2 separate regions of the Homo sapiens genome follow, and region 1 is linked to region 2. A link is a loop called in an ENCODE intact Hi-C map of the cell type or tissue named here. Cell type or tissue: Caco-2. All regions are shown on one strand. Links, peaks and the distances in the headings refer to the core of each region. The heading gives the core; the rest is flanking DNA.

Region 1 (15,922 bases), core at 2,694-10,693, 100 kb after region 2:
AGCATTGAGTTTTACATATCCTGTAAAGGAAAAAGAGACAAAATGTGTATTTCTGTATTTAGACATGTAGGTATTACATTATAAATATATAAATGCTAAATATATACATTTTAGCTTATTTTTCTAAGTTGATAATAAAGGGACCAAAGCTGGTTATTAAATAAAGTTATTTAATCAGGGTTGGAAAACTAGCATAGAAGAATGAAAGTTTGGAACACATAAACAGTTTCTGAAAGTCAGACAAGAAATATGCTTCACATAAAAGTTGAAATTGATTGATATTACTTAATCAGAAAAAATCAGAACTTTCTAGCACATAAACTTACTAATCACTTTGTAAATAAGGGCTATAAATCATATACAACCTAGGGAATAAAAGTGAAATCATTCTGTTACAATTCAAATATATATCAGTGGGGAAGATTTTTAAAAGCCTTATACTAAACATTATTGTTTTCTCTAAGAATGAGAATGGTATCACTTATTTAAAAAAAAAATTTTAAGACAATGTATTCAAAAGCCAGACCAAATGAAGATTATAAAAACATTTTCAAAAGTTATAATTCATAAACACCATTGAGGATTTAGTGAGCTACAATTAAAGTGATTAAACAATTTAAAGAGTTTACTGAGGAATGCACCAAACGATTAAATACATTTTATGTGCTTCATAAACACCTGAGGCTACTCTATAGCATTCACTAATGAAGAAATAAATTCTGATCATTCCATTATGATAATTATAATGACTGAACATAAGAGATGGTATATACAAAATGGAGACAAGGGTTCTCTAAGGAACACAGATATTATTTTTTTAAGAATAATCATTTAACAAATAGGTGGTGCTTACTCTCAAAGCCTTTCACAAATATTGACTCATTCATTCTTCATAATCACTTGATTATGTAAAACACTATTATTATTTCCTTCTTAAAGATAAGAAAATCAAGGTTAAGTAAATTGTCTAAGGTCACAGAAAAAAGTTGTCACAAATCTCTGAGAAGCATTAAGTAGCTAAGAGTTCTAGAAAACGTCAAACTATGTTTAGATTAAGAAGAACATAATAGGTCTTCAATCTACTAGAGAATATATTTTAATGTAAACAGATTACGTAAGAAGACAATTACTTCATTCACTTTGGCTTTATCTTTTCCATCAAGAATGATCTTCCATCTGACAGAGCGAACAAACATAATTAGTAGGGAACTGAAGACCTAGATGCAAGGTAAATTTGAAAGGAAGCACCTAATCATGCTAAATGGAATCAGTTTTCTACACCCAGGTTAATTCCATTTCAGTAGGCTAAAATAACACTCAGGTGTGATTTTGATAACCCTGAGAAATCCTGAAGAGTAAGACATGAAGAACAAAGCGAAGATGAGCAGATGTCCTGACTTTCAAAAACAAGGAAAAAGTACTATTGCATCTTAGTAACTAACCTGGTAAATGTTAGTAAACAGGATCCATAAACAGAAGTTTATGAGCACTCAGAAAGGACACAGTGCCAGAAATCAGCAAGAGTTTCCGAAGAAAAAGACATGCCAAACTAACCTCTTTCCTATTAGGATCAGGGAAATAGAGGCAGGTCTTATGTATCCATGATCCCTACCTATGTCACTTAGGAGAGGAAATGTCTTGGAAAAGATAAGTGATGTATTCCATGGCATGTCATGAGCAAACAGCAAGGGTATCTTCCCACCTGCCTTTCTGATTGGAAAGTCAGATTTCTAAACTAGGTCATATTGCTTGAAAATTTCCTCCCACACTTGTAGCCCTCCAAATAGCCAAATTCAACATGATAGCCAATACAAGGAAAAATCAAGCTTGTGTGGGTGAGTAGGGGGAACAAGAGATAACAGGTGGTGTAGTCAGCACAAAGCAATATATTTTCTCCAAATAAATACAACCCCAGAATTTGGGGAACAATCGAGAGGGTGATAGTCTGTAAAACTAAAGCTAGTAGAACCAACTTAAAAATAAAATGTAATCTGCTGAAGAACTTCATCCAAATAAAGTTTGCAAATGTGTTTTTTTAAAAAAATCTAAAGAGAGTCTCAAAACTGATTAAGAAGCCAAAATGTCTCACACATAATCAAGGTTACCTGCTGATATCACTAATGGAAAGAAAGAGGCGATCAAATTAAATTTATTATCATCTGATGGAGGAAATTATGAGTTAACAGAAGGGTGGCAAGCCACATGGTGTCGAGAGAAAACAGAGCCAGAGAATAAGGATTTGGCTGGGTTTATCCAACATGGTCCAAAGTAGAGCGATATTGTCTCTGGCACTGACGACAATTTTTTGATAATATTTTGATGACTCTCCCTCTAGTCTTTTTTGTAAAGCATATTGCAAATACTTACATAATATTATCCTTTTGCTTAGCCTTACAATATAAGCATTTTCCCATATTATTAAAAACTGCTCACAGAAAGAATCGTATTGGCATAATATTCCTTGATGTAGAGATGCTATAATTTATTCAACTATTGCCTAATTTCTTAGTCGTTTGTAATTTTTTTATGATTGCCAATATTCTGCAAAAAATGCAAAACATTTGCTTGCTTTGTATTATTTTCTCAGGATAATTTCTGGAAATCAAATTACAGGGCCAACGGATACTGACATTTTAAAGCTCCTGACAAATATTACCAAACTGCTTTCCTCTGCTTTCTCTCTCATCGGTATCATTAGTCTTCAAAATGATTAAATCTTTGATAATTTGGAAGGTAAAATTATACCTCATTTTAATTCTTATCACTTAATGAGGCTGAACATTTTTCCATGTTTATTTGCCATTTGATTTTTCTCTTTTGCAAATTGTGTGTTTATGCCTTCTGTCTAGTTAGTTTTAGCAATTTTTCTTATGAATTTAAATGACCTCTATTTGGTAAAGAAATTAAGCACTTATTTGTCACACATATTGCCAATTATTTTTACCAGTTTTTCCTCTTAATTGCATAAGCTGTTTATGTTTTATATTTCTACATAATGAAAACATTTTTCTTTTCCTATGTTATCTCTTCTATGACTTTTTAATTTAAAAGCTGTCCTAATCCTCAGATTTAAAATATTCTAGTCTAGATTTGTTACAGTTTTTAAAGTAATAATGAATTCACATAGGCTGTATTTTGAGACATGGTATGAAATGCAGATCTGAATCTTTTTTTTCTACTTTCTTGTATTTTTAGCAATGTAGTAGGTGTATGCAAGTAGCATTTACAAATAAGTCCTCTTCGCCTTTATGATTTGTGATGTTTCCTTAAGAATATATTCAGCTCTTTTGCATAACAGACAAAAGGGAGCTAGCTATTCTTTCCTGTCCATCTTTCAATTTACTTTATACTGGCCTTATACTGTTTTAATTATTAGAGAATTTTAATAAAATAAATAGGGCTATAAACTCTCCATTTTCAAAAAGTTTGTTTATTGTCTCTAGTTGGTTATTCCAATTAACCTTTGAAATAACTTTTCAGGTTCAAAAAATCCAAATGGAATATTAATCATACTCTGCTTCATAAGAATTAGTATTGAAATACCAATAGTATATATTGGAAGAAAAATAATTCTCAGTGTTCTTCCTGAAACCATCAAATTACCTTGGTTTTGAGGCTTTGTCCAATAAAAACTTTTGACTATGAACTAGTTTCCAGAATGCCTTGATGTTAGTAAAATGATGCTCTAAAAAGTAGACCTAAGTGAGCGTACTTCCTGAAAAAAAAGTATTGCCTATTAAAAATAAATACATATACATTCTAGCTAATCAAAATATTGTAAGGCTTTTTACCAAATAAGAAAAACAGCAAATATTGTTTTTTCTTAACTGAAAAGATAAAAAGCTGAGAATCGGCTGGGCATGGTGGGTCACACCTGTAACCCCAGCACTTTGGGAGTCTGAGGCAGGCAGATCACGAGGTCAAGAGATCGAGACCATCCTGGCCAACATGGTGAAACCTCGTCTCTACTAAAAATACAAAAATTAGCTGGATGTGGTGGCAAGCACCTGTAATCCCAGCTACTCAGGAGGCTGAGGCAAGAGAATCACTTGAACCCAGGAGGTGGAGGTTGCAGCGAGCCGAGATCATGCCACTGCACTCCAGCCTGGCGACAGAGTGAGACTCCATAATAAGCTGAGAATCAGAACTTTAATCAGTGTTGATCCCACCAACCTTCCAAATTGTAAGTATGGCCTAAAGTAGTTAGCTATTCTGTGTTATTCTCTGGAGTAAAAGAACAAAAAGATTGAAAAAGATATTTAAAGTTCAACTCATGATTTACAATCCATCCTATCATTGAAACTCCTCGACAACATCCCTGTCAAGTGGTATTTAGATAATGCTTAATATAATAATAGAAAGCTCACTACCTCCTGAGATTGTTCATTTTAGAAAGCTCTGATTTTTAGAAATTCTTACATAGAACAAAATTAATGTCCTGTAACTTCCCAGGTGTATTAGTCTGTTCTCGCACTGCTAATGAAGACATATCCGACACTGGGTAATTTATAAAGGAAAGAGGTTTAATTGACTCACAGTTCCACATGACTGGGGAGGTCTCACAATCATGGCAGAAGGCAAGTGAGGAGCAAAGTCATGTCTTACACGGTGGCCAGCAAGAGAGCGTGTGCAGGGGAGCTGCCCTTTTATAAAACCATCAGTTATTGGGACAGTTATTCCCTATCAGGAGAACAGCATGGGGAAAACCCACCCCCATGATCCAATTACCTCCCACCGAGTCCCTCCCATGACATCTGGGAATTATGGGAGCTATAATTAAAGATAAGATTTGGGTGGGGACACAGCCAAACCGTAACACCAGGAAACAAATTCTAATCCTTATGCTACCTAAAAATGCATCATACATTTGAATCTTTCATTCTCCAGGCTAAGCATATTCAATACTTTACTAAATGTGTCATCCATGATGAAGCTTCTAATCTTATCATTAGTTTATCTAGCAACCCTAACTAGTTTCTCTAATTTTATTGGGTTGGGGGATTAGACCTTTTTAATATCGCCTTTAAAACACGGCACCAGAACTGACAACAACAACCCAGTTGAATTGGAGAATCCCATTCACATAACCCAAGGACAATATGCTCTGAAATAAAACAGTTGAAAGTATGTTTAGCTGGACTTTTTGTTGTGTTGTGCTAAAACTGGAGACTGGAACTCATAACTGAAAACAAGAGTCCCCCATTCTAGAGTTACCAAATATAAGCGTCCAATACCAAGCCTCCCTCACCCCTTCTTCTCAAGGACTTCAGAGAGGCAAAGAGACACCAAAGAGGCTTTGGGGAATACAACCAAGTGGGCTGAGGAAGACTTAAAAGCTCAAGCAAAAGCTGAATCCCCCTCTCAAGAAATTGTGATTGTGGGGGCCCCAGCCATGATCTCCACGGAAAACCAGCTTTGGAACAAGTTCCACTTATAAAAAGCAAAACCACCAGAGAAAAGATGGTATCCACACTATCCAGGGGAAAAGAAAAACAACATTTTCCCTTTTATTGTAGTCTTCCCTCTTCACATAAGAGCTGAGCTATTGTAGCCTAGAAGAGGAAGGCAGAGGAGGTGGCCCTGACAGAGATTGGGCCAATGCTGGAATGCCACGAGGAGGGAGTGAGCAGAGCATGGCCCCATACCCAGGCCAGCCCTAGGAACCATGGGCAAAGCCTGCACTGGGAGGAGGCAGCGAGGGGAGACTTTCACAGGACTGAGATTGGAGCTTTTACAAAATATAACTGGAAAGTTACAGAATTTGCCTAAGATATCATCAAATGATGGGAAAAGAAATTCAGTGGAGTATGGATGAAGTCAGTGCCAGAACAAAATCATTTTGTATTTATATTCCATTGAGGGGCGATTTCTCAATCAACCAGTTATAAAGCCACATCTTGTTTTGCTTTGATATTTCAAGGAGAATATAGGAAAATACTAAGGCTGATGAGGACCAATTCCAAGTGGCTCCATGATAATTCATTTTCCCCTGTACAATTCTTGAAATTAACTAGATATCTATTGTGTTCCAAGATACTCTTAAACGAGGCCCCGAACACCTACAGTTTGAAACAGCATCTGTACAGCTCCTAGCACCAACTCAGCATAGTTGTTTTACTGCCAAAAATACTCCGCTTAAAGAACGTGAAGCAGAGTGGAGAAAACTCTTTATACTTCAGGACAACTTTGGGTTCTCCTAATAGCAATTGTTTGATATCAAAAGTTCTGATTTTTCAACTAATCTAAATACTAAATATTCCATGCTCCACCAGTGCTATCTTTTATATATCATACCATTCTACATTTTGAGTCCTTTGTCTCAATTGTTTTCTCTGCCTTCAGAGTCTGCCTTCGCATTCTGTATGGAGCTCTCTGAGTCTTCTTTCAAGACTATATCAAATGGTATCATCAGCCCCAATCTCTCGTCTGGCTAGTTGTTTCCACAGGCCTTTCCCAATACCTCTGTTAGCACTTAACCCACCACTGCATATCACTCTATCTGGTTCTCTTTTTTTTTTTTCTTTTTGGTGATTTTTATAAAGACAGGGTCTCACTCTGTCGCTCAGGCTGGAGTGCAGTAGTGCAATCGTAGCTCACTGCAGCCTCGACCTCCCAAACTCAGCCAATCCTCCCACCTCAGCCTCCCAAGTAGCTGGGACTACAGGCAGATGCCCCTTTCTATATTTTGACTGTGAGCTCTACTGGTTAGGGCTTTTTTATTACAAGTCACAGAAATTCAATTCAAAACAGCTTAAGCGAAAAAAAATTATAAACAAATAAATGGAGGAAGTTGTTATTGATTCACATACCTGGGAAGGATGGGGGCAAATGTGGCCTAGGGAACACCAGAATTCATGGACTCAAGCCATCTTCTCAGGTCTCCTACTCCATCTGTCTCTCATCTTGTTTTTCTCTGCTCAGCTTCATTGTCTGCTATGCAAACAGGCTTTCAAAGGATGCAATCACCTGCAGATTGAAAAGCCCATCCTTGCAGTTCAAGATGCAAGAAAAGGAGAATATTTTTCTCTTTCCTAGTGTTCTTTCTAAAATCCCACAGAAGGACTCGGCTTGGCCTGCTTAAATCACATCCCCATCCCTGGACCATTCACTGCAGACAGGAAGTTAGGACTAAAATAATTGGCCTAAGTCCAAATCAGAAAGTTTTCAACGCATCATTTTGTACTTCCAGGAATCTTTTTTCTATTTTCTTCCTAAGGATATTTTAACCAGGCTATTGAGGAAAGTTGTACATAAAAATCTAAAAATGCAAAATAAAATCCACTAGTCAAACTATTCATGGTAACACTTGCTACTGTCTAAACATGGACAAAATTTACATCTAAGATTTCTGGTTCTGGCAATACAGCATAGTAGGGATCCTGACATACAAGGGTGCTAGATAATATATATTTTCTATAAAATAATTTTTTAAAGTTTATTCCAAATTGTTACACAAATCTGTAAGAATGAAAGGAAAATTCACTAAGATCAGGAACAACAGACCAGATAGACAATTGAGAATTGAAACTATGGGCAGTCTGGGTAGGTGTATGAATCCAGAGGAATTAGGTCTTTGGCCTGTAGAGGGCGCTGAAAAAAAAAAACAGCCTTCAAACAGGGCAGGAAGAGGCGCCATAAGTAAGATTACTATATACAAAAAGTGAGACCCAGGAAGAAATATGCCTTCAGAGAAAGGTGGAACAAGGTGGAAGACCCCTTCATGCACAAGCAGACAATAAGGAATATTGCCTAGGACCTGGAGGTGAGGGGAGTTTTGTTTTGTTTTGTTTTTGAGACGGAGTCTCGCTCTGTCGCCTGTGCCGGAGTGCAGTGGTGCAATCTCGGCTCACTGCAAGCTCCGCCTCCCGGATTCACGCCATTCTCCTGCCTCAGCCTCCGGAGTAGATGCGACTACAGGCACCTGCCACTGCGCCCGGCTAATTTTTTGTATTTTTAGTAGAGACGGGGTTTCACAACGTTAGCAAGGATAGTCTCGATCTCCTGACCTCGTGATCCGCCCGCCTCGGCTTCCCAAAGTGCTGGGATTACAGACGTGAGCCACCGCGCCCGGCCGGTTTTGTTTTTTTTTTTTTTTGTCCCCAGTGAATACATGGACACAAGCCAGCCTTCATATACATGTTAGATCTATACTATTTGCAATAATTCTGAAAATTAAAAATAGAGACGTACAATTTAAGATGGACCATGCTTTAATGCCTAATTTAAAATGGACTCAGATTTAATGCCCATAGGTACCTTGCAGAAGCAACAAAAATCCTTCCTAGAAGAATGTATGCCCAAATCCAGCCTCAAAAATTTCCCACTGATAGAATTACAGCCAATATGAGCTTACAATAAAAAATCACAAAACAGAAATAGAAGTAAGACACCATGAGTAAGAGTCAGAGAAAAATAAAACAGGATGAGATATGCAAATTCATTACCTAGTAGAATTATAATACAACATATAAATATGGTTTTAATATTTTAAAAAATAAGAGGGAATTAAAAATATAATGAGAAAAAGCTTCAATACATATCCATACACAGAAGGAATTTCCTGCTTTCTATCATATTTATTACTTCCTTAAAAATGTAATAAATTTGGCTAAACATTATCTTGCTTTATAATAAATTAACGTGAAACAGAATATTGATTTATCTTTTTCTTATAAGATAGAAACTATAGTGACCTACAGCAGTTTAATCTTGACATGATATTTGTCATCTACATGATAAATATATAATTTATTGTTTGGTATACTTTATAAAATATGAAATACAATAAATTTATCACTGTATTGTAATAAAAATGAAATATAACTTTTTATAACATAAAGTAAGTCCAAATTGGTTAATTTATTTAACAAAGGGAACTACCTTTGGCAATTAGGGCAAATGGAAGATGTGTTTCATAAATTGAATAAACTAAATGTTTTCATTCTATATTTCTAAAACATGTGAGAAGTCAAAAGCATTTGAAAAAATACTATATTGGTAAAATTGTATTGAAATGAACAATATTTCTATTTTCCAACACTTTCTAAACATATTGGATTAAAAGGAATGCCTTTAAGAGTACCAGATAAAATTAATAGTCATTTCATACTAGATGAAGACTTCAAGGATAAGCATGATTTTTTAATATTTTCCCAGAAACCAAAAAATGAATAATTCTACTGACTGCATAACACATCCCTTTGATAGACAGGGTTGTTTTAAATTTTTTGCTTTCAACAAAATTAAACCTGAGTTATCGGCTACTAGATCATTAAAAACAATTTTTAATTTTATAGCTACATGGGGATGTATCCTTATGCAATTTTGGTTATATAAGCCAGAAGCAGTCAAAAGATTTGGATGATATTACAATAAGAAAACTTATATTAACACCTACCTGTTTATAAGAACAAGATTTCTTAGCACAGACATTCATAAAAATGAAAAATAGGTACAAAATTAATGCTAAACTCTGGCAGTAAGTCATTTTCATCCAATGAAGTCACAAGCTAAAAAGAGTAAAAGCACTACTCATCTCATTTACATATGCAATTCCAATAAAACTTTGCTTTTTCTTTAGTAGTTATTTATCAGTATTTATGTTCATAGTATTTTGATCAATTGTATACTAATAATACTTGTTATAACTGAATTCAGACCAAAATTTTAACATGGAGAGCTTTCAACTACAGAAAATAAAAGTAATCCTATGATTTCAATTTATATACATATTTTTCTGGCAGAGAACTATGATAGGGTTATGGGGAAAAGGTTTTCAGTAAAAAATAGTTTTTAATAAGATAATATTTTCTGGGTGAAGTGGAAAACTAAGTTAAAGAGAAAAAAGATACAATTACCAAAAGTTAAAAAGGCTTATTCATGTGTTTTTAACTGGAGATAATGAATATCAAATAATTGTGTTACTTAGATTCCACTGAAGACATTTAAAAGAGAAGTGTAATCATTTGCTTTCAAATGTCAGTATTTGTTATATATCAGAAATATATTCTTTAATATGTTTTCAACTTATAGTACAATTTTTCTGATGTTAACTTTAAAATGTGTAAGGGAGGGTGCGTAGATTTTCAAAATTCTTTTGGTTTCGGAGTAAAAATGTAGGAGACTATGGCTTAAGGATTCAAGGCTAGTGCTTCTAAACCACTCCCTGATGAAGGACACTTCTCTTTTTTTCATTTGTTTTTGTTTTTTTAGGGACCACTTCTTAAATTTTCTCAACTTTTGTAGAGTAATAAGTGGTCCATATGCCCATGACTACTTCATAGTCACACCACGTGTCTCATTGTGCAAGTTCCACAACACACGAATTTGTCTAGACCTTGCTCAACAAAACAAATATTTTGTGTTGGCATTAAAATATGTCCACAATTTTTTTGACACTCCTCTCTTCAAAAGGTGGAGACAAACTTCCTTCCCCTTGAGTGGCGACTGCACTTAGTTCCTTGCTTCTAACAAATGGAATATGACAGAAGCCACTGTGCATGACTTCTGAGGCTAGTGAGGCAGGAGAATGGCATGAACCCGGGAGGCGGAGTTTGCAGTGAGCTGAGATTGCGCCACTGCACTCCAGCCTGGGCGACAGAGCGAGACTCCGTCTCAGGAAAAAAAAAAAAAAAAAGCACTCTAGCCTCTTTCTTGTTCTCTCTCTCTCTCTCTCTCTCTCTCTCTCTCTCTCTCTCTCTCTCTCTCTGTCTCACATTACTCACTCTGGAAAAGTCAGCCATCATATTGTGAGAATACTCATGCACCTTAATGGAAGGGTCTATGTAGAAAAGCACTGAGGTCTCCCACCATCTGGCATCTGAATGAGTCACCTTGAAAGTGAACATCCCCTCTGCCCCAGCCCCTCACCTCAACCTACCCTTCAGATGGCTGCAGTCCCAGCCAGCGACTTGACTGAAATCTCAGAAGAGATCCTTAGCCAGAAACAACCAACTAAGCAGATCCTGAATTCCTGAACTACAGAGATTGTGTGAAATCATAAGTTCATTGTTGTTTAAAGCCACTACGTTTTGGGATAAATTCTTTTGCGTCAACAGATCCCTAATATAGCTATTAGCCATGTGCTTGGATGTTCTGACAATGCTCAATCACTACAAAAATTTCTAAACTCTTCATTTCTGTTTCAGTACTTGCCTTTTCAAATACCTGTAACAAACAGTTCCTAGTTTGGCCCAGACTCATGGATCATGCTTGGGACAGCAGTGCCCTTAACATCTTGCTGCCTCAAACACAGTTGGCTATTGCTTCCAAGGTACATCTTCCACTCATACTCCCCAAACAAATGGATTGATTTTCACCTTCTTTCTAAACAGTTGCCCTTGAGTTTGGCAGTAATCCCTGGTCTAGGCAGTTGTGGCCAGGGTTACAAAGTCACGTGGCATGAAGCGTGGAAAGGCTGTATGGAAATCTAAGTGCCATCCAAGGAGGATAGAGCACATGGCAGCCACTTCGATTTTCATGGACTCTCTAATATATTCTTCAAAGGCCCCATGGGTCTTACTTCTTCCGTGAAGTCCCCTAAATCATTTTAATCTGAGTCCAGTCGTGGTTGGGCTTCGTGACCCCTTCCCCCCACACACCTCCAGCCACTGCCCTGCACTTCTGCTAAAGCTGAGCTGCTCTCCACCATACTAGTCACCAATACCAAACTGTAGACTGCCCAGTCTATTGTCCTGGACTGTGATCAGCTCTCTCTTTCCCATTACACTGTAAGCTCCCCACGGGTCTTTATCTCTATATTCCCAGTGCTTAAGTATAGTACCTGGCTGGAATTTACTATAGCATATGTTTGCTTGTTAAAATACAAATGCATTGTTATAAATTGATTCTCTGGATTAAAAAATAATGCATTTTTTAAAGGAAAACTCTGAGAAAATGCTTTTGCCACATGAATTATCATAATACATATACACACATACACTAAACAAGCACCAATGTATATACTTGACACATCTGGATTTTGAAAGCAAAGCACACTAGCTGGAAGCTGTATGGTGTCAGAGTTAGAATAAGTACTTTGGGGGCAGACCTGCCTAAATAAATGTAACCCTGTTACTTAATAGCTCTGTGATTCTATGCAAGATAATTAACATCTCTCTGCCTCAATGCCTTCATTATAAATGGAGATAGTAACAGAACCTAGCTCTAAGGATTAAATCAGTTAATGCATGCATCCGGTGAATGTTAGCCATTATTAGGGGTTCTTCGATCACTTGCATGTAATGAATGTCATTGCCTTCTTGCCTCTGTTTGTGTGTGTCAATTGCAGAGACTACAATTCCTACATCTTTCCATTTTCCTATTGTGCTAATCCAGTCGTCAACTCAAACTGGGATCCGTGGACTATTTGTCTCAGAATCATCTATGGGCATTGTTTAACAAGCTAATTTTTTTTTTTTTTTTTTTTTTTTTGGAGACAGAGTCTCACTCTGTTGCCCAGGCTGGAGTGCAGTGGCACAATCTCAGCTCACTGCAACCTCTGCTTCCCAGGTCAAGCAATTCTGCTGTCTCAGCCTCCCCGGTAGCTGGGACTACAGGTGCACACCACCATGCCCGGCTAATTGTTGTATTTTTTTTTTTTTTTAAGTAGGGACAGGGTTTCACCATAATGTTCAGACTGGTCTCGAACTCCTGACCTCAGGTGATCCACCCACCTCGGCCTCCCAAAGTGCTGGGATTACAGACATGAGCCACCATGCCCAGCCAACATGCTCATTCTTTAACCCTACTCTAGGCCTGAAACAAAATGTCTGCATTTTGAAGCTCAGAAAGCTGCACTACAAATAAACACAGCCTGCCTTAGTTCGTTCAGGTTGCTGTAACAAAATACTTTAGGCAATTGAAAAACAATAGAAATTTATTGCTCACAGGTCTGAAGGCTGGCGAGTCCAAAATCAAGTTATCAGCAAATGTAATGTCTAGTGAAGCCCATTTCTCATAGATGGCAACTTATATGTGTCCTCACATGACAGAAGGGGCAAGCAGGCCTCCTCAATCCTCTTTTATAAGGGTATTGATCCCATCCATGAGGGCAGAGCCCTCATGACCTAATCACCTTCTAAGACCCACCTTTTATTACCACCACAATGGGGATTAGGTTTCAGCATGAATTTTGGAGGGACACAAATATTCAATCCATACCACCACCCAAGGAATTATGATGTAGTCTATGAATTTTGAGGAAACACTCCATAAATATGTCCACAGGGGTGTATTCAGCAGCTCCACAGGTAAAGCAAAGGCAAAGATTGGAGGCTCCAAAGGCTTTACAAATCAGCCACAGCCATTCTCTGCAGATTTCTGCACATGCATGTGTCACTATATAGCAAACAAGTGTCAGAAAGGTAAAGCTGCTGTCGTGTAATTTTAATACAACACGGTGGCTATAATATTGCCTATGAAGAGAAATAAAAACACATAGTCTATTCAGGGATGATTTTGTCCTACAGTCAGAGAAATATAAAGGATCTACTGAAATAAAATGCTGAAACACTCAGCTTTGGTCATGTTGAATATTTACATGTTCATAACTTTAAGAAAAAAATTATGTGGTCACATATTCCCCAGAGCAGGTTGGCCTTGTCAGATTCTTGTAGGTCGCCACTCTAGCACTATGGACTTTAGAAAGTGCAATCACATTGCTGTGCCACATCTGCAAGAAATTGAAAACAAATTGCAGCAGAATTTATGTTGCAAGGTAGCAGTTTCCAGCTGCACATCATTTGTTTTCTTTTGTTTAAAATAGTTCTAAATTGCATGCCAGCTACTGTAGGCTCCAGATTCTATTAATGAGGGATGGAAAACTAAAGCAGCTGCTTGTCCTCTGAAAGCTTGTGCCAGGGAGCTTCTAAAACCCTGCCATGGGTCTCTGCAGTCCCATCAGAGGCTTCCAGCTAATGGGGTGGTTTTTCTAAGACAGTGCTTCTCAAGGTGTAATCCAAGAATGACTTGCTCAGAGATCACTTGGGAAGCTTATTTAAAAGCAGTTTTCTACCCCCAGCCCTGAACTCACTAAATCTGTTCTCCAGGGGTGAGTGCAAACATCTGCATTTTAAGCACATTCTTTTTTTTTTAATTGCAAATGTATTTATTACACTTTACAGATAAGTTATATATACACACAAATATAATTTTAACTGTAAAATCACAACAAACTAGTTACATTTAAATCCTTGGCTCTGTAGAAGACAATTTAGAAGTCTTCTAGTCCCCTAACTTTACCTTCCTTAAATTATAAAAAAAAAAAAAATCTGACAGTTTTAACTTCAAGTTAAAGTTGAAGGGGTGATATCACATTTCATCACTCAGAAATGGAAATTTTACCTGTCTATACAAAGCCTTTCACATGCTACAGTGACACTTAAAGTACCATTACAAGACTTTAAATGTGTAAAATATTTAATTAAAACCTTCAAGGATTTTCTTTAAGATTGTGGGTGTTTAACTTGGTTCTAATAACTAGAATGGGGAATGAAACTAACAAACTTGTTTTTTTCTCCTTCAGTCCAATTTTAAAATAGTCCGTTCTGTACTTCTCATCACCATCTGATCTCTTCTAAAGGAGGAGAATATATGGAAGAGTCCTTAACCAAGCTTTTACTCATTTGGTAGTGAGGTTGGAATCCCATGGGAAACAATTTTCCAAAATCCAATAAAAGATGTCCCATTATTTTCAAATACGCAGAGGTGCTAGATTTCAGAAACGCAAAACACAACATAAGTATCTGAAACAAAATGCCTCGGTGTGGTTTTAAAAGAATGCCTATGTGTTGTCAAAAAGCTTTTTCAAGGCAAATGATGCTGGCTTTCCAACTGACATAGCTAGTGTTTGAAATAAGCCTGTTTTCATGGTATTATACCAGACTCTGTAAATGCAATCCCTATAATTACCTAAAGTAGAGGTGCATAAAACACATAAAATAAGGACTCTGCAAAAATTTGACCAACTTTTATGGTGTCTCACTCTCAGTGTGTTTAAGCATGAATATATAAACATTGGAGGCAGTTCTTAGAACAAACCAGATAAAAATAAAATAATGACCAGGTAGGTTATAAACTGAGGTAATAACTCTGCAAACACTTCTCATGAAAAAATTCAAAATTAAGAGGTCACCTATTCTACTTGTTTTCCATTACCTGTGACAGGAGACACATGGAGTAAAAGCAGACCATTAAGGAGGTGGTTAACAACCCCTCAACCTAACATACACACACCATATAAAGCTAACTAAATAAACCAAACACAACCAGTCAGTGTAAAGACTTTCATTCAAAAGTAAACTTTGGGCTAAAGATATCAAGACTTTCTAGTTGTTAACCTGTAGTTCTATCCTTTCCTGAAAGTACAGGCCTTGCCATTAATTCTCTCATTATTAGAATAGTAGAAAACAAGCCTGGATATTGACCAAAGTTTACATTTTACATTTCAAACATGAAAACTCAGAACTGTGCATTTCCAAGTTTATAGTGACATCTGGACAGGTTTTTAAAGTGACGGTGCTGAGGCATGATATTCACAAACACTGGTTTTCTGTTGAGAGTATATACACCCACACCAAATTACCCTGAAATGTCTCCTATTTTCTTCCTAGGAAAATTCTAGGCTTTTAAGTTTAAAAAAATAAATGCCTATGATGCAATTATTACTTTCTAGAGTTAAGCACATTCTTACACACAGCAAGATTTGAGGACCACTATAATCTAGAACCTACTCTAAAATGAATCATTTCCCCTAAAATCAAGTGGAATTTTCCTCAACCAAAAACCTCAGTCTGCCTTTCCTAATTTTCTCCCAGCAATATTTTTTATTCAAAGTTGGTGGCTCATGCCTGTAATCCCAGCACTGTGGGAGGCCAAGACAGGTGGATTCCTTGAGCCCAGCAGTTCGAGACCAGCCTGGGCA
Region 2 (15,922 bases), core at 4,602-12,601:
AACCTGCTTTGGTTTCTTCTGCAGGTTTGTCCTGGTTGTGGTCAAGACTGGATGATGTAACTGGCTCTCTAGGAAGCCTCACTTGGCCGTAACCTCAGGAAGGTTCTCTTTGACCCCATCTCATTTCGAAGCCACTTCTGAAGCCACTTGAGAAAAATGATGTGACAGTTCCTATCAAAAAGGATTCAGAAACATATACCATCTGTGAAGAAAGTGGCCCTTTCTCCCGCTTGCAAAATAGACATTCTCAAATTCCAAAATGCCAGCCAAGACCCCAATTTACCTGAAAGCAGCCAATAACAAGAAAGGAAAGAAATTTAAACTGAGGGACATTCTGTCTCCTGATATGATCAGTCCCCCGCTTGGAGACTTTCGCCACACCATCCACATTGGCAAAGAGGGCCAGCACGATGTCTTTGGAGATATTTCCTTTCTTCAAGGGAACTACGAGCTTTTACCTGGAAACCAGGAGAAAGCACACCTGGGCCAGTTCCCTGGGCATAATGAGTTCTTCCGGGCCAACAGCACCTCGGACTCTGTGTTCACAGAAACGCCCTCCCCGGTGCTCAAAAATGCCATCTCCCTCCCGACCATTGGAGGATCCCAAGCTCTCATGTTGCCCTTATTGTCACCAGTGACATTTAATTCCAAACAGGAGTCCTTCGGGCCAGCAAAGCTGCCCAGGCTTAGCTGCGAGCCCGTCATGGAGGAAAAAGCTCAGGAGAAAAGCAGTCTGTTGGAGAATGGGACAGTCCACCAGGGAGACACCTCGTGGGGCTCCAGCGGTTCTGCATCTCAGTCCAGCCAAGGCAGAGACAGCCACTCCTCCAGCCTGTCCGAACAGTACCCCGACTGGCCAGCCGAGGACATGTTTGACCATCCCACCCCATGCGAGCTCATCAAGGGAAAGACTAAGTCAGAGGAGTCCCTCTCTGACCTTACAGGTTCCCTCCTCTCCCTGCAGCTTGATCTTGGGCCCTCACTTTTGGATGAGGTGCTGAATGTAATGGATAAAAATAAGTAACAAGATGCCAACTTTTTTCCTTTGGGGTAAAAGGTACAAAAACAAACTAACCACAGTTGAAGAGAAGGGCTTCCGGAGCTGTATTTGCAGTTTTGTGTTGGGTTTTCTAAAATAATATTCTTACAAAGTATTTTTTTACCTGTTATGCCCTGTTTGCAAAAACAATTTAGAAAAAAACAACAAAGCAAAACCTATCTTGGCAAAAAAAGGAAGTGAGTCAGAGCCCATTTTCAGGAGGCATTGGTGATGTTCGGCTCACATATTGTTTGCAGACACACAAGAAATCTGGCTTGGCCAGGATTGGCACTAGCTATGAAGGGCTGAGCGAGTCACATTAAGGAACTTCACGGAACTTTATAGCACTCCGACATTTTCTGAGCAAGAGGAAGTCAAAATTTATTTAACACCTAAGCCTTTTTGTAGACTCTTTTCTATATATTGCTTAGGCTCACCATAGCGAATTCTCCAGTGTTAAAACTTTTCTGTTTTCACATTTGAACTTTATGGGTTTTGGGGATTTTCTTGTAGTTCTTATATATCCCTATATATTATATCTATATTGCAAAATTTTGACTGTCAGCTACATGTTGGTAAGACACAGGCAAAGTATTACTGTAACTAAGTTATTTTTAAAGTTAAAATATATTTTTACGTGCCTTTGGCTTTTTATTGCAGAGTCTACATTTTATAGATTCTACATCAGATGTTGTCACTTATTTCCATTGGGATTCCATTGTAAGCTGTGTATGTGCGTGTTTGGAAAAGTGTATTCATACTTAGTTTTTTTTTCTTCATCTGTTATCATACTTTTAACAGCAACCAATAACGGATTGTAAAGTGTAAAGGCACAGGTTACTCATGATGCTTCTGCAGAGACTGTGGGCTACACCACATATGTTATTTGGAAATATAGGTATTTTAGTACAGTACATACTTGCATTACATAGGTACTTCAAGCAACACAATAAAAAGTAAATGATAAAGTGAACTTGCTTGTTTATAGTAATAAACAAGACCATAAGAGAATAAGTATAGCTAGAGAAATTGCTTCTCTGAAATGTACATGAGCCCTTAAGGTAAGAGATGATTTCCATCTACTCTCATTTTGATTACTTCCTTATGGTTTGAGAGGCTAGAAACTGAGCCTCTCTACTTTTGGAAAAATGAACATGTGAGGTCAGATTTTTTTTTTTTTTTTTAAGTCAGCACTGATGCCACCCTCTCAGTGGTCATTTCTGAGCATCTTCCTGACTTGAACACCTTCTACAGCAAACTCTTGCAAGTCCAGTTTCATCCCTGTAAGGCAAATGTCTTTTCACGCAGAAAGTGCCATATAGACGAGATAAAGGCAGCTAAAACGAGGGCAGTAGAGAGCACTTACCCGACCCCAAGGTGCCAGAGATGCCCTGAGGATGGTGGTTAAGGAAACAGGAGCAGGAAATGTACACACAGATTCCTGTCCCTTTGCCAACTACTCCTTCCCCATCAAAGAAAAACACTTGCACACAGTAACTACCAGCTCCTTCTCTCAAACTTGTATTTCTCCTGGAAATGTATCTCAGAAATGACCTCCTCTCCCAACCACTTCAACGATTCTTTCTTTGGGTTTGGGGTTCTTGCAGTTCTATCATCTAAAATAACCTTTGGACTGCAGGTAAAATGCAATTAGGACAACTAACCAAGTAGACGAAACAAGTTCCCCTAGGCAGGGGTGTCCAATATTTTAGCTTCCCTGGACCGCATTGGAAGAATTTTCTTGGGCCACATGTAAAACACACTAACACTAACCATAGTTGATGAGCTTAAAAAAATAAAAATAGAAAATTGCAAAAAAAAAAAAAAAAAAAAATCTCAGACTGTTTTAAGAAAGTTTAAAAATTTGTGTTGGACTTCATGCGGGCCACAGGTTGGACAAGCTTGCCCTAGGGCATTGTGTGCTTTCCGTAACTTCTCAGTTGTATTTCGTTATCCATGACTCTCCAGTGTTTTTTCTGTTGGACCACACCCGTCACAGTTCACAGTTCCAAAGAGAAATTTCCCAGCCTATTCTAAATCTTGTTAATGACGAAGAGTCCAATGTATCTCATTATTTGTAGCCAATTTTAGACTCTTTTCAATACCTCCCCCCCATTTTAATTAGTATTGATCATATTCAGTCTTTCATTTTACTCTTCATCTGTAGCGTGACCTCAAGGTAAAGATGAAACTATTTCATGAAAAGGGGAGGAGTATGGCTGTGCATTAGCTCTACTCCCTCTCTGGTAAGTACTGGGGAGAGAACAGCCCTGCCAGTACTGGGTTTGATAGATTCTAAATATTAATCACACATCCTGCCTACAGTTAGCCATTTTAGTTTCTGGGAGTTCTTTCATGTACATTTTCTTCCATTAATTGAATTAGGTATAATTGAGATGGCAATAAATATGCCCGTATTAGAAAGAGGAAACAAAGCTACATGCGGCTTATGATTTTGTTGAGTCACTTCTCCCGAGGCAGCCTTTCCAATGCCTGGTCCCTTCCCCTGAGAGCAGGTGGACTGCTGGTGGTGGCTTTCTTTCCTGCAGAGAGGCACTTTAGACCCATACCTGCTGTGAGCTGAATTGATGTTCTCATCCTGTGAACCTTCTCCCACTTTAACCTAATTTATCTTTACTTGTTTAAAGATAAGGAAACCCAAGATGTACTTTATTTGCAAACTCAAAGCAAATGGCGAGCCACCTGTGACCCAGTAACCAGAAAAGAAACCATGCCATTTGTATAAGTAGAGACACTTCTTGTTGAGGTAGGCAAGGCTCTTGTGAGCGATTTTTTTCCCCTAGTGAGACCTAACAAAAGACAAGCTATATCATTTCTGCCTGAAATTATCTGCTTGAAAAGATCAAAATATCAGGATACTTAGCTCTTCACAAATATGAAGTCATTATCACATTTCACTGAGCCAGAAATCACTGTTAACAGCACACACAAAAGACTACACTGGTTGAACAGCAAAGAGAAACCCGGGTCTCCAGAATCACAGTTTAGTCCTTCTATATTACTGCAAGTGACCTGTTTTTTCTGAAGGCTCCCCGCAAATGAAGTCCTGGAATGGAAAAAATCCATAAGTCCATAAATTAACTTGATAAATATTTTAGAACAGACAAAAGAAAATATTGAGTGATGTAGTTCTAATCCTCCTAATATGGAACCTGGCAAGACTGAATCATTTTACTGTGAAATATATAAACACAATAGAATGAGCCAACATGATGGTTTCTCTCCAGTAAGAGTTTTTCTTTTGGAAATGAGGTTAACCTAGCCCCAAATCTAGCAATTCTCATAAAATCCGATTTTAGAATTAGCCTCCCAGATTAATCTGAATGATTGACTTATTTTTTCTTAGGCAAGTCAGTAAGCCACCCACTAGACAGCCATATCCAGCAAAATAAGAGAAGTTTCCAGATGCCAAATGATAAGCCACCATCAACCCAGCGGGGAAGCCTTCTGGTTGGTTTGGCTGTATGAGATTCAGGAAGGCCAGAATACCCAAAATTATTCACACGACGTTAACTTATTGGTACTGGCTAAGCAATACATGTATTTCCTAAAGGAGGAGATGGTCTTTTGGTTGATTTATGGACACACTTGTTTCATCTGACTGTAAATATATTGCATGCTTTATTCTGATGGTGCACTATTTCATCCAGCAAGCTTTTCATCTGAGAATGTTTAATGTTGACCTTATTCTTAGAGCAAGTAGATCTAAATATTTTTCAGCTGAGTTATTAGGGAGTCATTATTCTGTGGTACAATGCTGCAAAAAGCATCATGTGGAAGAATGGGAACTATGCTTACTTTATGAAGTGATGTATAACACAATGAAATCTGTTTTACAACTACTGTGCTGCATTTAATTATCTTCCATTTTTGCTGTTAAAAAAAAAAAATCCGTTAATGATGTCACTTCCATTGGCTCCCGGGAGATCAGTAATCCATCCTCTGAAGGTCAGCCAAATTTCCCTCATGGAAAACAGATCGACACGGGTGATAGATAAAAACATCTGCCCAAAGCAAAGCCATCGTGCAGAATAGAGTTAATATTCCAGAGACTCATCACGCAGACAGAGATGTCTGCCATACATCAAAATGAGCAAAGCTGAGTCAGTGAAGTGGGTATTATGCTCACCATGAAGTGATTATTGGAGTGTGTCACAAAATATGCACGTGATTCATTGCCAAAAGGGTCACTGGGGGAAAAAAGAGCTTTGAGTTCTGGGGAGGGAGAGACCTGGGGCAGTTTTGTGGAAGAGAAGGACCCAAAAGGTACCTTGAGGGTCTGCTGAGATCATTTTAGGGAGAGGGGGCATTCTTGGAAGGGAAAGAATATGATGAGCTAACCAAAGGATACACTCACATCCTAGTAGTGCTTCTATTCAAAACAGTCCAGAAACAGGGATTGGAGTAAAAAATGCCCACTTCTAGGTCTGCAAGATTGGGATCCACTCCTGAGAAGACTCCAGTAGAAGAAGATTCTAGAATCAGACTGCTGAACAGGTGGTTCCCAGGATAGATATTTATATAAAATTAGCCAGCATTTTGTGAAAGCTCATGCCCAGTCTATAGTGCCCATTCAGAGACCTGAAGGCCAGAGTAGGGACACCTCAATAGTGAGGTTGACGTGAGGTGCTCAGGGAAAGTCATTTACGAAGGTGAAGGAAGTGAGAGGGGCTAAGTGTCTCCTGAAACAACTCCAGATGAAGCAAGCTGGTATTGCAGTCCCTGGGCTGAACACACTGGGCAGTTGTCCCACCAGCTATATCCCCGGGAACTTTTTCTTTGAGACAGAGTCTCACTGTCACCCAAGCTGGAGTGCAGTAGCGCAATCTCGGCTCACTGCAACCTCCACCTCCTGGTTTCAACTGATTCTCCTACCTCAGCTTCCCAAGTAGCTGGGACTACAGGTGCTCACCACCATGCCTGGCTAATTTTTGTATTTAGTAGAGGTAGGGTTTCACCATGTTGGCCAGGCTGGTCTCAAACTCCTGACCTCAAATGATCCACTCACCTTGGCCTCCCAAAGTGCTGGGATTACAGGCGTGAGCCACTGTGCCCAGCCCCAGGAACTTTTTTTTTTTTTTTTTTTTTGAGACGGAATCTCCCTCTGTCACCCAGGCTGGAGTGCAGTGGCGCCATCTCGATTCACTGCAAGCTCCGCCTCCCAGGTTCACGCCATTCTCCTGCCTCAGCCTCCCTAGTAACTGGGACTACAGGTGCCCACCACCACGCCCAGCTAATTTTTTTTGTATTTTTAGTAGAGACAGGGTTTCACCTTGTTAGCCAGGATGGTCTTGATCTCCTGAACTCGTGATCCTCCCTCCTCGGAACTCCTTTCAATCCATCTTTTCCCAGGCTGGCTTACACTTTGAGTATCCCCAGGATTAAGGAAGAAAGCTCCCCAGGAAACAGAATCCAAATGTCATTGAAGAGTCTCCTGGGTCATTAGAACCCAAGAGAGCCAGGAGTTATGGCTTACAAAGTAGGAAAAACAATTCAATTGAGTAGAAACAAACAGCCCTGGAAGTTCTCTCAAACTCCTTGAAGTCCAGACTCATAGAACTGAGGCTCAGAGAGGAGCAGAAGCCCCAGACTTCCGAGGACCTGCCTCTTCCCAGAGGTGACGTGTGGACTGTCCACCCCTCAGGGAAACTCACAGTCTCTCCCAGGGTGAGTCCTTACCCTACAAGGCACATCAGCAAGATGGTCATTATCAGCATAACACATGGTCCCCAACGTTTGCACCCCAAATACCCACAAAAGTACAGATGGTTCCCGACTTAGGATGGTTCTTAATTGAAAACACATTTTCTACTTACATTTTTTAACTTACAATGGGCTTATCAGGACGTAACCCCCATCATAAGTCAAGGATCATCTGTAGTGAAAAGATTCTTTCATTACATTTGGGTCTCGAAAATCCCAACAAAGAAACCCTTTGAGGTACTGTGTCCATAGAAAATTCCCATCTTTAAGTCCCAGGAAATGTGCATTAAAACTCCAAAGGATGTCATCCTTATACCCATGGGCAGCATTGTTACAAGTGAAATAGGCAGAACTTGTGTGACCCTAGAAAAACAGTACTGCTCAAAACAATTTCTTCTACACTCAGCTGCCCCAGGGCTAGAAAAATCTACCCTTGGAGATGGGTTCCTTTTTAGGTGAGGCTTTTTCTATTAGGCATGGAGTCCCCTTAGAATAATTCCAGGAGTAACAACATCTGCAAGCCACCAACAGTGAAAAGTGAACTCACTTATCAGATGCCCACTGTGGGAGCACAAGTCTCTAGCAACTGGCCTGGGACCAGGTAGCAAGAGAGACCAGGAAAAACATGAAGAGTGAGTTCATGTAATGCATAATTTTGCCTGGGACCAAAGAAAAATGGGCAGTGATGAGCTTTTCTGAGAGATTTACCTGAGAGCAAATGTGGCCTTCACCAGAAGAGATAATGAAGGTTATTGTTGGCCGGTCTCCCTAGTGCCAGAAGATCACTTGTAATTAAACCTAATTTTGAATCAACCAAATTAGATGGTACAGGAGATTAATATAAAACTCTCCATAACTGACATGTTTCCATACACCCTACAGGCCAGAAGGCTTCAAGACAGTAATGCCTTCGATGCCAAATGCTCATGTTTCTAAGTCACTGTCTGGTCTTTCCTCTGCCTCATCCCCCACTCTTAACAGTAGCATCTTAATGACATGATTGCATTGAGGAGATTATTATTTTCTCCTGACATCTCCTTTATAAGTTCTTTCTGCGTTGTAAGGTAAACCATTAGCAATGCCCCAGAAACAGATGAAACTTCAAAAGGCTTGAAACGACATTAAAAATTACATATTGAGTTTTTCAGAATAAGCAGTAATGTTCAGACACAACTTTGTACCGTAAGCAGGGGCATTGTTAAAAGTAGGAAAAGGAAATTGGTAATTATCTTCCAAACCTGACTCCCATTTCATGAAAATGAAATTGGGATGGGACTAGAAGCAAGAAACAAAACACCTGTGGTGCTCTGGAAGATTTTTCCACCATAAATGGCAAGAAGGAAGAACAGACAAACACAATCTTAGATTAGCAGCCAATAAAGTCCTCCCATCCTAGTACCAGATCATGGCTCCTATGACTAAATAAAGCACTATTTGTGAAGCTTCAGTAATCGCCCTCTTTTTAAAAAAAAAATATAAAGAGGTAGGTTCACCGTTGATTAAAATTGCTCATTTTCAATACATCTGGCACTCTGGACTTCACAAACATGTTGACTATTCATCAGGTACCTTAGGTAACTGAGAGGAAAAATTGTAAAAGTGTCACGATAGCAAAACACAAGAAGCAGACCTGGTTGTATAAGTCCAGGGAAAATGGGACCTTCTTACCAGAGCCCACACTCCTGAAGACTCTTCTAACCAGAAGTAAACAAAGTATTCAAAGTGAAATGGCTTCCGGGAGTGGGATGCCCACCCCTCTTAACCAGCCATGAGATAAAAATGCATGGGAGAAACTTCTTCCAACCCCTGGATCATCTGAAACCTCACCTCCCCAGGGAGACTCCTTGGCTCCCTAGTCCCCAGCCCCTCCCCTCAGGCGAAGGTCATGTGGGAGGACAGAGCCAAGGCTCTAGATTATGGTATGAAGGGTGTGATCTTGTCTGAACACACCCAGCAAAAACATCTTTGTGTCTCCTGCCCTTGCAACAAGGGCTCTTTTTGTAGGTCAGCTGTTAAACATCAAATGATACATCATTTGTTTAAACATCAAATGATATATTATGAACAATACTCCTGTGGCTGGTGGAATAATGGCCCCCAAGATAGGAGATTCTAATGTCTGGAACTTATAAATGTCACCTTATTTGGTAAAAGGGGCCTTACAGATATGATTAAGTTAAGGATCTTGAGATGGGGCATTAGTCTGGATTATCTGGGTGGACCCTAAATGCAATCACGATTGTCCCTATAAGAGAGAGGCAAAGGGAAATTTGACCAGAAGAGGAGTAGACAATGTGACCACAGAGGATGGATTGATGCATCCAGAAATCAAGGAATGCTGCCAGCCACCAAAAAGTGAAAAAGGCAAGGGACAGATTTCCCCCTAGAGCCTCTGGAGGGAGTACAGCCTTGCTGACAGCTTGATTTCGGCCCAGTGACACCGATTTCAGACTTCTGGCCTCTAGAACTGTGAGACAATAAATTTCTGTTGTTTATAGCCACCAAGTTTTTAGTAATTTGCTAAAGCAATTATAGGAAACTGATGCAATACCCAAGCACTGGAGAGAATACAGAAAAATGGAAAACGTTAAGGATAATGAGGTGGACTGAACTGTGTTCCCTTAAAATTCATATGTTGAAGCCCTAACCCTCAGTGTGACTATATTTGGAGCTAAAGCCTTTGAAGAAGTAATTAAGGCTGAATGAGCTCATAAGGGTGGGACCCTAATTGGATAGGACTCACGTCCTTATAAAAAGGGGAAGAGACATTAGGGATGCACACACACAGATGAAAGGCCATGGGAGGACACAACAAGAAGGTGGCCATCTGCAAGCCAAAGAAAGAGGTCTCAGGAGAAACCAAACCTGCTGGCACCTTGATCTTGATCTCCAAAACTGTGAGACAATTAGTTTCTGTTGTTTAAGTCACGCAGTTCATGGTACTGGCAACTGCAGCCCTAGCCAACTAATACAGAGGGTTAACAGGGAAGACCCCCTTGAAGAGTTAGGTTCTTTAAGGAGATAAGGCCAGGATGACCCCACTTCCCAGGACTTTAGTCTTCCCTTAAGGAGTTTACACTGATTTAGTGGTGCTCTGGCTGGTGACAAGGAAGAGGAGAACATTCCAGGCAAAGGATCAGCAGGAGAAAAGTCTAGCCCTGCATTAACATTACAAGAAAGCATCTCCCACTACCAGAGCACAAGAGAAAGCTGCTTTCATGTGGCACAGGTTCAAGCAGGGTAACAGTGTCTAATCAGACACAGGTGTGTTGCCTGAGCCCAGAGGCTAAGTAGACTACCTTTAGGAGGGTCACTGTCACTCACAGTTGATCACTGGGGCATAACTTTAATCAAGCGTATGCATGGTGGGCAGACTTAGGGGAGACGGGGGGAAATAAAATATTTAAAACATGTTTTGAGGCTTGTTTCCAGCCCCAGACAGCATTTGATATGGGCAGAGGCCAGATTCAATCCCTGTCATCCAGATAACAACAAAAGAGAGGCAGAAAAGACTGTAGAGAGGATGCTTCATTGTTGCTAGGGAGATTGTCTTCCAGGAGCTCTTTGCCTAAGAAGTGTTTCTTCCACACAGATGCCAGGCAAAGTTAAATAGGCCTTCCCAGTATGCAGAGGGCAAATTGAACAAGAGGCCAGAGAGTTTGCTGAGACCCAACAGTGATGCGGGGGGCGTTTAAATACCATTCAGGAAGCCAAGTGACAGAGAGACAGCCAATGTGCTGGAGGTGGGGCCCCATCAGGCAGTGCTTCCCATATCATGACAAAGAAAATTATGACATTGGGACAGCACCATGGGGAAATGAAAGGGCTGTTGTGGCTGGCCTGGGCCCCACCTACCTGCCACAGGTGCTGAGGGTACAATGCCTCAGTGTCCTCATAGCACATTTGACACCTAAGGTTTGTATTGTGGGAAGCCTCTCCTCAGAGTACATCATCTCACTGGCCCCTGGCTATTTACGGGACTACCCTGTAGCTCTCCTGAGGGCTCCGAGTCCTCTCTGAAGGCACAAGTGGGTGAAGGAGTGGGGATACCAAATGTCGCACCATGTGAGACATGACTGCCCTGGTGGCAGTGGGGGTGGCAGTGAGTGGGGCACAGCAAATCCTCCACCTCTAACAGGGGTGATGTGGTTTGGCTACATCCCCAGCCAAATCTCATCTTGAATTGTAGTTCCCGTAATCCCCACGTGTCATGGGAGGGACCCAGCAGGAGATAATTGAATCATGGGGGCAGTTACCCTCATGTTGTTCTCATGATAGTGAGTTCTCACAAGATCTGATGTTTTTATATAAGGGGTTTTCCCCCTTTGCACTTCTCTCTCCTGCTGCCACGTGAAGGACATGTTTGCTTCCGCTTCTGCCATGACCATAAGTTTCCTGAGGCAACCCCAGTCCTGCAGAACTATGAGTCAATTCAACCTCTTTCCTTTATAAATTACCCAGTCTCGGGTATTGCTTCATAGCAGTATGAGAACAGACTGACACAAGAGGTGAATAAACCCAGAGCAAACCCAGAAAGGCCTGGGAGCCCCAGGAGCCAACTGGTGATTTAAGAAAGAGCAGAAGTGTTCAGTGTGACAGAGATAAGAGAAGGAGTAGAACTGAGACTCTGCCTCTGACTACATGACAACAGTCTTTACCAGTCTCACTGACTGGGGGCTTCTGCAGAGAATATGCTCGAGTCCCTACCTCTGAAAAACAAACACAGCCCTGCCTCAAAAACGTGAGCCACTTCCACAACCTCGAAAGGGGCATTTACACCAATGTCTCCATTTGCTCACCTCACATTCACTGAGTCACTTTCCTCCAGATCTACTGCCACCGTTCACTGAAGCTGCGCTCAGCAGTCACCAATGAACCACCTTCCTAAAGTCACAGATGTTCCCCACCCTACCTCCCTTTCTTCTCTTCTCTGCAGCACTTGACTCTCCAGGGCACTGCTGCTCCTCTCACTCCCTTCTCTCTGGTTTTCCTTCTCTCCCACCAACTACACCACTGTGAATCCTTCCCGGTTCTTCTTCGACTACTGACCCCATTGCTACCACGCACCCTAGGGTCATTCTCATTCTTCTGTTTGGTGATGTCTTGTTTCAGAGCTTCAACTGCCATCTATTTTCTGATGACTCCCACATCTCTATCTCCTGCCCAAATACAACTCCTGGGCTTCAGACCTGAATATCCAGATGAGCCCTGGACATCTCTGCTTGTTTGGCCTGCCAGAACCCCAAATTTACCATATTTCAAATCAAGTTCACCACCAACAAAAATATGCTTCCATCCTCCTTCTCCTGTGCTTGTGAGTGACAATACCATCCAGCCAGCTTCTCAGGACAAAACCCGGGAAGTGACTCCTTTTTCCACACAACCCTCTTCTTTTGCCTCCTAAATATTTCTCATGTCCAATCTCTTTTCTCCAATCCCACTGCCACTGACTCCATTCAGGCCCTCATCATACCTTGCTTCTATTATATAGCAACAGCTTCCTAACTATTTCACTGTCTTTAGAATGACCCCTGCCAATGTTTTTCCTTTTTAATTTTGAGTGATGGGCTCTAAAAATATTTTTTAGATACTATATTTTAAAAAATATTTTAAGCTTCTCTAACTGAACATCTAAACCCATAAAGTCCCTAATTAACAACCTTCAGAAACTCTCCTTTACCATACAAAGCCCAAATTCCTAAACAGGTATACAAGGCCCTCCATGAACTGTTTGTGCTAGTGGCACAACCTGGATGTAAAATCCAATGAATAAATGAAAGTCAAATACTCACTCTGCCCAACACCCTAATATGAATTAGGAATTCAATTCCACAAAGAAGGTGGAATTGAATCTATGCTGCTAAGGGTAAAGTGGGTTAGCTGTATTAGTCTGTTCTCATGCTGCTAATGGAGCAACATAACAGAGACTAGATAGTTGATTAAATATACAGGAAAGAGGTTTAATTGACTCACACTTCTGCAGGGCTGGGGAGGCCTCAGGAAAGAGAATCACGGCAGAAATGGAAGCAAACACACCCTTCTTCACATGGTGGCAGCAAGAAGAAGTGCAGAGAGAAGGAGGGGAAAAGCCCCTATAAAACCATCAGATCTCATGAGAACTTACTATCACGAGAACAGCATGCAGGTAAACACCACCATGATTCGATTACCTCCCACTGGGTCCCTCCCATGACACATGGGGATTATGGGAACTACAATTCAAGATAAGATTTGGGTAGGGACACGGTCAAACCATATCAGAGGAGGAAAGAAGATAAGCATCCTTGCTCCTGATTGGGGCACTTCATTCAGAACTTCTTCCTTTAAAATGCAACTTTCTTAGAACAGAGATCACTTCTCTCTTTTTCCTTCCTGGCAGCTGATAGGATAAGATTGGATGGAGGCCTCCTTATGGTTGGAAAGCGGCATCCTCTTTTTTCCCTCTGTTAGAAAACCAAGCAGGAACCAGGTAGAGTCCAGGAGAGAACATCCAAAGATGGATGTCATCTCAATTGCTTCCGAGTTCAGAGGAGGCAAAGGGTTCTTACATCTTGCCCACAGATTGACCCAAGTTCATGACCTGGAACAGGCACTTTTGTGAGGTGTCAAGGACAAAGCCCTAGCTGGTAATAAACAGCATGTTCTTATCCTGGAGTATTCCTCAGGAAATTACTGTGGTAGCAGGAAACCAGACAGGATTTGGGTTTTTAAAACCTTGCCTATCTTATCTTTGTAGATGTGACTAACTAGTAGGTCTTCAAACTGCCCCCAAGTAGGCATAAACCTTTGGGTCACCCAACATTATACTGGCTCTCCTAAAAAAAAAACATGTTATGTAGCCCTAATAACCTAGAGCTCCATGGGGACTGATCTCAGTGCAGTTACAGTGAAAAAACAAACAAATCAAGATGTAGCAACAAAGAAGAATTAAAGCATTTAGAATATTTATATTCTTCTCTTAAAGAACTCCAAAGAAAATCCAATTCATAATCCATAGCTCTGCTAGAATTTTCCTGGGGGGTATGGGGAAGAAGAGGAAGAGGGGCTATGAAGACTTATGCATTAATCTTTTTTATCTATTGTATTGCATAATAAATTTGTCTATAATCACAAAGAAGGTCTTTGCCTTAAGTCCTTATTCCCTCTCACAGTTATTGTAAGAGCCTCTGATTCCAATAGTGCCCACTCTTAAGTCACCACCCTGACTAAAGGTCCTTATGAGGTCTCCATAGCTAGGAGACAAAGTCCAAACAAAGTCTTGAAAATGGCACTCAAGTCCCTTCGCCTTCTGGCCTCAATCTACACATCCCACGTTACTTATGCCACCAGCCACACACATTTAGCTTCCCCCTCATTTACCATTGCAGAACTCCCCAAATACCCGTCTTTTCAGCCTTTCTGTCTTTGCATGAACTCCTTTTTTACTAACCCGTTAAAACCTCTGTCACCTTCTCTGTGAAGCCTGTGTTAGAATCAGTTGTTCTCTCCTCTTGGGCTGCACTGCACTTTGCAGAGGTCCCACTATTCAGTGGGTCCCCCACAGTGATACAATCAAGTCCATCCTCCTGGTGAGAGGGCACATTCCTCCAACCTGACTCCCAGCCCAGCACAGAAGCTATTGCTGAATGAAGGATGAAAGAATGAATAAACAGATAAAAAGCAGAGACTAAAATTAATGCTTACCAAAAACTAATTTTTTTTATTAGTCCACAAGAAATGGCTTATCAGTAGTCTTTACCAGGTACAAGAAATGCCATAAATTCTGAAAAAGAGTTTTGAGAAAAGAACAAAGTACTATATATTTTGCCAGTGTATTAAAATGATAGAGACTAATAGGACTGAAACATTTTTAAGAAATATATACTTACAAATATGTCTATGGATCTGGATTATTTTTCCATATTTACAAGTTTTAGTTATTTACCTTATAAAAGAAAATAGCCCTATAGAAAGTTATTATCATTTGCTTCAATAAGATACAGCCATTATAGGCTTTTAAAATGTTGTTTGCTTAAAGGACGAGAATGTGATTTGGCTCCTGCAAGCACTTAAGAGTTCTGAACAAGCCTAAACAAACATTTTTAATCAGTGTTAGTGCTTTAAGAAATTTTTAATCTGCCACTTAAGAGACACTAATGTACAAATTGGCAAAAAAGAAAATAAAAACCTGTCACCTTTCCCACACATTATCTAAATGTGCTAAAGCAAATGCATTTCAGATACCCTGCCCTGCTGTGCATGAACACATAATAGGATAGGACGTCATCAGTGACTGAGCGTATCTCCTAATTGGTGTCATCAGCTATTTCTAGGACAGCCAAATAGTGTCAGAGATAAAGAAATATAAATTATCTGTGAAAACAAAGAGGTACGACATGTAAAAATTGGATGTAGTACCTCCTGATCCAAAACAAAAAAATGGATCTTAGGCTACCCAAATATTTTTAAATGATATAAAATGTTATTTTAGGTCAATAGCTTTCTATAGTCAGAATGTGGACATACGGGGATGAATTATGCCTGGCACCCCCAGTTATCTCATCCAATGCTGCAGCTGTCACAAACCACAGGACACTTGATCCATAGGCCAGTAAAGAATCAAGTTCTAACCACAGACACTCAAGAGCGCACAACAAGGCATCTAAAAGAATTTCCACTTGTGCCATTCTGGGCATCTTGATGTCCTTAGCATACTGTAACCTGATTATCCAGACAAGATTGAGAATGAAAGCAAGTAATCCTGGACTGACTCTCCTGTATCACATATGTAGCCCTCTATTTGGTGAGTATAGTTACTAAAGCCAAGGACAAATTCTGTGTAAACATGCTGCTTGTACGTTAAAACAAAATGTTTATCAGTTGTGTGTATATATGATATGTGCATAGTGTATATGTATAGAGTGTGTGTGTGCACGTGCATGTGTGTATTACAGTGTGAGAATGTCTGAAAGGCTAAGACAGGCAGATGACCAAAGAGACAGAGAGAAAGGCAAAATTACCTGCTTGGAAAGAAGTTGAGGGCTACAAATATTACAAAGCATAAAGTGATTTTTGAAAAGAAGGAAAGAACACCCTAAACGAGAAAAAAAAAAAAAACATGGGAAAGCACCAACGTGAAGAAAGACAGGAGAAACTGCAAGTGAAAGCAAGAGTGACTTC

Evidence for each region. Peaks named below come from ENCODE experiments on the same cell type or tissue, not always from the same donor. Only the 100,000 strongest peaks of a DNase experiment are listed, where the experiment ranks them.
Region 1: a loop joins it to region 2, with 2.3 times the contacts of the local background. A loop is called at or near these places in 7 of 110 quality-filtered maps.

Annotation. Positions count from the first base shown.
Region 1 is chr2:37,528,039-37,543,960 of GRCh38, reverse strand. No RefSeq gene overlaps it. Among named protein-coding and RNA genes, the nearest start is that of LINC03063, 26 kb to the left of the region's middle. RefSeq lists an enhancer at 7,511-7,750. In Caco-2, for the core only: a CTCF peak has its summit at 7,587 (motif pointing right); a DNase peak (open chromatin) is centred at 7,870; H3K4me3 peaks cover 766 bases.
Region 2 is chr2:37,630,925-37,646,846 of GRCh38, reverse strand. CDC42EP3 (CDC42 effector protein 3) reads left to right here. Exons shown (of 2, transcript NM_006449.5): 2 at 25-4,903. The coding sequence starts at 260. The coding sequence ends at 1,024. Among named protein-coding and RNA genes, the nearest start is that of CDC42EP3, 33 kb to the left of the region's middle. RefSeq lists enhancers at 10,954-11,183, 12,716-12,785, 12,806-13,005. In Caco-2, for the core only: no CTCF peak of the experiment used is centred there; a DNase peak (open chromatin) is centred at 8,640.